Linked DNA regions of Homo sapiens: region 2 is linked to region 1. The links are chromatin contacts, found by Hi-C or POLR2A ChIA-PET in ENCODE. All regions are on one chromosome and are shown on one strand. The core of a region is the stretch at or near the end of the contact, and the rest is flanking DNA. Distances in the headings are between cores, read along the strand shown. Region 1 has its middle 20 kb from the start of RASGEF1A. Region 2 holds the start of LINC02633 (long intergenic non-protein coding RNA 2633).

Region 1 (3,039 bases), core at 276-2,775:
TTGTGAGTCATCCAACTTTGTTCTTCTTTTTGAAGATTTTTTTAACTATCCTGGGTTCCTTGAATTTTCATATGAATTTTCAGAACAGCTTGTAACTTTCTGCAGAGAATTCACCTGGGATTCTGATATGGATTCTGTGAACCCAGAGATCTTTAAGAAGTATTGCCGTCTTAACCATATTAAGTCTCCCAATCCATGAATGTGGATGTCTTTCCATTTATTTAAGTGTTCTTTAATTTCTCCCAACTGTGTTTATAGTTTTCAGTGTACAAGTTTTGCACTTCTTTTGTTAAATTTATTCATAAATTTTCAGTCTTTTAATTTTTTTGAGACAGGGTCTTTCTGTGTTGCCCAGGCTGGAGTGCAGTGGTGCCAACACGGATCACTGCAGCCTTAACCTCCTGGGCTTAAGTGAGCCTCCTGCTTCAGCCTCCTGAGAAGCTAATTATGTATATATTTTTTGTAGAGATAGAGTCTTGCTATATTGCCCAGGCTGGTCTCAAACTCCTGGCCTCAAGCCATCCTCCTGCCTTGGCCTCCCAAAGTGCTGGGAGTCACAGTGCCCGGTCAATATTTTATTCTTTCTGATGCCCTTGTGAACAGAATTTGTTATGGGTTGAACTATATCTCCCCAAAATTCATATGCTGAAGTCTCACTTCCTAGTACTTTAGAATGTGACCCTATTCGGAAATAGGGTAACTACAGATGCAAATAATTGACTTAGAATGAGGTCACCCTGGAACAAGGTGGGCCCTAATCCAATGTAACTGGTGTCCTTATTAAAAGGGAAATTTGGACACAGACACAGGCTCAGGCACACAGGGAGAACTGCATGTGGAGCCTGGGGTTTTGCTGCCGCAAGCCAAGGAGCTATCAGAAATAAGGATAGAGGCTTGGGACAGAGCTTTCCCCTACGGCCTTCTGTGAGGGAACCAACCCTGCATCACCTTGGTTTTGGACCTCTGGCCTCCAGAGCTATGAGACAATATATTTGTAAGCTACCCATAAGCTACCCAATTGGTGGCATTTTGTTATGGTGTCCCTCCAAATTATATTGTTTTCTTAATTTGATTTTCAGTTTGTTCATTGCTAGTGTATAGAATATGACCGATTTTTGCATATTCACCTTGCACCTTACAGCCTTGCTGAACTTGCTATTAGCTGTGAGTGTGTGTGTGTGTGTGTGTTCCTTAGTACTTTTTATATTCAAGATTTCATCATCTGCAAACAGAGAGTTTTACCTCTTCCTTTCCAATCTGGATGCTGTCAAGATTTGCAGTGGAATATGTTCTGGCTTCCTATTTACGCACATCTCTCTGTGGATATTAATTATACTTATTCTAAAGTCTTATTCTGTTTGTTGTATTAGCTCTGGGTCCCTGAATGTGTTTTCCATGAGATGTGTTGGTTTCCTCTTTTGTGCTACTTGTCTGCCTTGGGTGTTTAAATTACAGTGACTCACGACTGGGCTCCTCCTCGCCCTTCCACTTCCTGTTTACCGGTGTGACTGTTCTGTTTCTTCTGCCCAAGGCACATGGGGGCAGGGCAAGCCTTGTGGTCAGTTGTGGGCTCACCTGGAGGAGTTTCCTGGAGTGGGGCCACTCTGCTGCCTGGGGTTGCTCCAGACTCCGCCTGGCCTCTGAAGCCCAAATGCCTACACTTCCACCCTGTCCTGGAGCAAGTGAAGGAGGAGGACAGGTGTTGACTCCCAGGTCCTCTCCAGGGTCTCAAAGCCCTCGGAGCCCAGGCCCCTCTGCTGCTTCCTCCCAGAGCCTGCAGCACAGCCCAGGAGTCTCTTTTCGTTGTTACTGTTTTTGTTTGGAGACAGGGTCTCGCTCTGTCACCCAGGCTGAAGTGCAGTGGTGTGAACACAGCTCACTACAGCCTCGACTCCCCGAGCTCAAGTGATCCTCCTGTCTCAGTTTCCTGTGTAGCTGGGACTACAGGTATGCACCATCACACCAGGCTACTTTTTAATTTTTTGTAGAGACAGAGTCTCCCTATGTTGCCCAGGCTGGTTTCGAACCTCTGGGCTCAAGGGATCCTCCTGGCTCAGCCTCCCATTTGTGGCAATACGGGACTAGAAAACTGATCTCACTGGTCTCCCCCTGTCCTCTGTAAAATGGGTAGAACATTCCTCTCTGAAAGGCCAACATGGGAATGAACACAGGGCATGCTTGGGAGGCACCTGTGCACTGAGGTGCATTCAGGTGTCACAGGGTCTCATCAACTCCCTGTGGCCTGGTTGGTCAGTGCCTGTGCCACAGGCCTGTAGGGTCTGTGGGGACTCACCGGAGCAAAGAAGGCCAAGCACCTCCCCGCTCTGGGTTCCAGAGATTCCAACAAGCTCTGCTGTCTTGCAGGGGGTGCCCGAGTGCGCCTGAGTATGCCACCTTTGCACTCTGGGTACACACGCCAGACACCGACAGGTGCCCTCGCAGACACGTGCACAGACATGCACCCTGTGGAGCAGCCCATAGCACCCCACAGTCCTCGGTGGGGCGGGATTATTCTTTCTCCACATCCGCTTCTGTTTCCTCTTTCCCTGTCCCGCTCCCACTCCCTCTGAAAGAATCCTTTTCTGTCTCCTGTGCCCTCTCCCCAGCTTGACCAGGCCTCAGTTTGCGCTCTTGGCTTCATCACGCGGTGTCAGCTATGCTGCAAGTAGAGTTGGGAGTTCGCTTCAGCATCCACAGCCCCTTGGTGTGGTCCCCTCCACCAAACCAGCCCCAGAGCATGGGGGAGAGGCTCAGCTGCCCCACTGCCCTCAAGGAGGGCTGGCGAGGGTGGGGTCACACAAGGCGTGAAAATTAGGAGCAGTAGCCCAGCTGCAGGATGCTCCCTGAGCAAAGCCACCCTCTGCCCTGGGATGAGGCAGAAGCTTACTCTCCCATCCCTTAGCCCAGGCAGGGGTTTAGGGGCCACCCCCAGGGCCAGCTGTGGCTCCTTTCCTGGGGTCACCATAGGAAGCCTCCCCCAACCCCAGTTCTCTTGGCAGAATGGCTGGGGGCCTGACAATGACCCATCCAAGCCCAGGC
Region 2 (3,039 bases), core at 201-2,700, 36 kb before region 1:
AAAAAAAAACTTGCCATCAGCTCATAGATAACCAGCTTTCAAGTATATTTTAAAAATTCGGCTGGGAGCAGTGGTTCACACCTGTAATCCCATCACTTTGGGAGGCTGAGGCAGATGGATCACTTGAGGCCAGGAGTTCAAGACCAACTTGGTCAACATGGAGAAACTTCGTCTCTACTAAAAATACAAAAATTAGCTGGGCGCGGTGGCACATGCCTGTAATCTCATCTACTTGGGAGGCTGAGGCACTAGAATTACTTGAACCTGGGAACTGGAGGTTGCAGTGAGCCAGAATCGAGCCACTACACTCCAGCCTGGGCGATAGAGCAAGACTCTGTGTTAAGAAAAAAAAGTCCGGGTGCGGTGGCTCACACCTGCAATCCCAGCACTTTGGAAGGCCGAGGCGGGTGGATCACGAGGTCAGGAGATCAAGACCATCCTGGCTAACATGTGAAACCCCGTCTCTACTAAAAATACAAAAAATTAGCCGGGCGTGGTGGCGAGCGCCTGTAGTTCCAGCTACTCGGGCGGCTGAGGCAGGACAATGGCTTGAACCCGGGAAACGGAGCTTGCAGTGAGCCGAGATTGCGCCACTGCACTCCAGCCTGGGCGACAGAGCGAGACTCCGTCTCAAAAAACAAACAAACAAAAAATCTGTTTTCTTTTGGTCCCCAAAAAGCAAGCCGATTTTCCACTCATCTTTAAGCTTTGATACTTCCTCCAAGAGATTTTTTATTGTGTACCTTACTTCCTTGAAAAGGTTTCATTGTTTTGGGTTTCTCTTCATTGTCTGATTAAACACTTAAACAATGTTCTTTTATAATTTATCTTCATCTGTCGTTCAGTTATGTGTTGTCTTCCTCCGCCGCCCCGCACAGGAAAGTGAACTCCCTAGAAGAAAATGGCTCCCCAAAATTATATGCTCCGAACTCCTCCTGACAAACAGACAGGTTTTCAGGCAGAGGGACCACTAGACCTCCGTGAAGGCTCAGGAAGCGCGGGGCCCTGCCGCTTTGCCCGGAGGGAACCTGGTGGGCGGCCTGCATCACACCCCCATCCCACTCCAGCCCCTTGGGGGCTTCCCATTCTAGACACCCTAGTGCCAGAGCGTTAGAGTCGCCAGGTCCTGCTGGGCCTTGATCCTCTCTGTGGTCTGTTATCCTGGCTATCTTTTGGGCTCCATTTCTAGCTGTTTCGTGGGTTTCACAGAGAAAGTTTCTTGGTAGGAAGGATGGGAGCCCAGGAGTGTCCAGTGGGAGGCATGACTTTGGTATTAGTGACATTGCCCGGAAACAGTGCGTTTGAAGCCGCTGTCCCTGCTCTCTGCAGGCTCCCCGCTCTCTGTGGTGCCCCCGGGGAGTGGCAAGAAGCGGCATCCATCATCTCCCTCGGCCCAGCCCGGGCCTACGGCGTTCACCGGAGCCTCAGCCCCGCCCCCTCCAACTGACTCAGCCCGCCCCGCGCCCAGATGGCCAATCACTGGCTTAGCTCCTAATGCGCCACAAAGGCACTGGCAGTCTGGCCCCGCCCCAGCCCAGGACGCGCTGTTGCCATGGTGACGGTAAACCGGCTTGGTCTGAGTAGCCAAGCTCGCGTGTGAGACCCCTGCACAGACACTCAAGGGGCAGGTGAGGGGCGGAGGGGCCACGGTTGCGAGAAAAGAGGCCCTCCAAAGCCCCCGCAGCCCTCCTTGTTGGTTAGTGAAGATTTTGGCCCCACCTCGCGTCTCTTCACCGCTTCTGTCATCTTCCCGGATTCCTTCAGCGTCTACCTTGGTCTCTTGGGGCCTTCGCTCCTTGACCGCGAAAACAAAGTCGCTTCTTTCCTAAAAGTCTTCCTTTCTTCCTCAAAGTAATCATTCTTCAGGTATCTTGAGCAAAGTGCACAGAGAGCCGAGCCTCCTGAAGGCCGCTCCCTTTGTCAGGGATTGGAGTAGGGTTGGGCCAACTTGGCAGTTCCGCCCAATTCTGACTGGCAGGACCAGAAACCAAGGACTCTCTGTCTGTGGTATGGGCAAGTGGCCTTGGTAAATGACGTGGGGAGCTGCGGAGGCATCCATGACTTTCTTCCTTTTTTTCCTTTCTTTCCTTTCCTTCCTTTCCTTCCTTCCCTCCCTCCCTCTCTCTTTCTTTCTTTTTCTTCATTTATTTCTTTTTTTTTTTGATACGGAGTTTTGCTCTGTCGTCCAGGCTGGAGTGCAATGGTGCGATCTCGGCTCACTGCAACTTTTGCCTCCCGGGTTCAAATCATTCTCCTGCCTCAGCTTCCTAAGTAGCTGGGATTACAGGTGCGTGCCACCAAGCCCAGCTAATTTTTGTATTTTTTAGTAGAGATGGGGTTTTGCCGCGTTGGCCAGACTGGTCTTGAACTCCTGACCTCAGCTGATCTGCCCGCCTTGGCCTCCCAAAGTGCTGGGATTACAGGCATGAGCCACCATGCCTGGCCAACACCCTGTTGTTTAAGCCACTTTGGCCAGGATTTCCTGTACTTGAACCTGGAAGCATCCTTTATAATATGCCATCCTTATGATAACACCTCTGTCCCACTGTGAACACCCATGAGACTCTAGACCTCAGTATTACCAGTCACTGCACCCTCTCCGAATCTCCAGGTCAGCCATCTCCCTCCCATACCCTGCCCAGCCTTCCGGTGGACCTCACCATCTCTTTGAAGGCCTTTCCTCACTTGGCTTGAGACAGCATTCCCTGGTCTTCAGCCTTTCTCAGGGGGCCTCCCTGGGTCTCACTTTCTCACCTTTGTGGTGGCAGTGGTGCAGCCTCCATCCAGCCTTGGACCCTTCTTTTGATCTCTTCACCCTCCTTAAATGAAGGTATCGAGCCATGATTTTTAAATTTCATCTGCATGCTGACTCCCCAAGCCACTGTCTCCAGCTTGTTTTTATAGACACAGGCTCAAGCAGCCAACTGCCTCACACACATCATGCTTGGATGCTGTATTAGTCCGTTCTCACACTGCTGAAGAAAGGCCTGAGACTGGGTAATTTATAAACAAAAGAGGTTTAATTGGCTCACAGTTCTG

Evidence for each region. Hi-C counts contacts between places; a loop is a spot of excess contacts on that map. ChIA-PET counts read pairs that join two places held with the same protein, here RNA polymerase II (POLR2A). Pooled maps may share reads with other maps.
Region 2: a loop to region 1 is called in a pooled map, with 2.0 times the contacts of the local background. The contact joins the promoter of LINC02633 here to the enhancer-like site in region 1. A Hi-C loop is called at or near these places in 4 of 168 maps with a recorded cell type or tissue (CD4-positive, alpha-beta memory T cell, Caco-2, endothelial cell of hepatic sinusoid and 1 more) and 7 of 50 pooled maps. POLR2A ChIA-PET finds 5 or more read pairs at or near these places in 11 of 52 experiments (A549, CD4-positive, alpha-beta T cell, CD4-positive, alpha-beta memory T cell and 8 more).

Annotation. Positions count from the first base shown.
Region 1 is chr10:43,285,962-43,289,000 of GRCh38, reverse strand. No RefSeq gene overlaps it. Among named protein-coding and RNA genes, the nearest start is that of RASGEF1A, 20 kb to the right of the region's middle. RefSeq lists an enhancer at 2,659-3,039. Within about 2 kb of position 1,525, at least 14 of the 41 ENCODE cell types and tissues checked have a DNase peak (open chromatin) inside an H3K27ac peak, as active enhancers do; they include CD4-positive, alpha-beta T cell, where a contact is called at or near this core.
Region 2 is chr10:43,321,405-43,324,443 of GRCh38, reverse strand. LINC02633 (long intergenic non-protein coding RNA 2633) reads right to left here and starts at 1,450. Exons shown (of 2, transcript XR_945901.3): 1 at 744-1,450. The region is part of intron 2 of LOC105378271 (a long non-coding RNA gene); the gene reads right to left.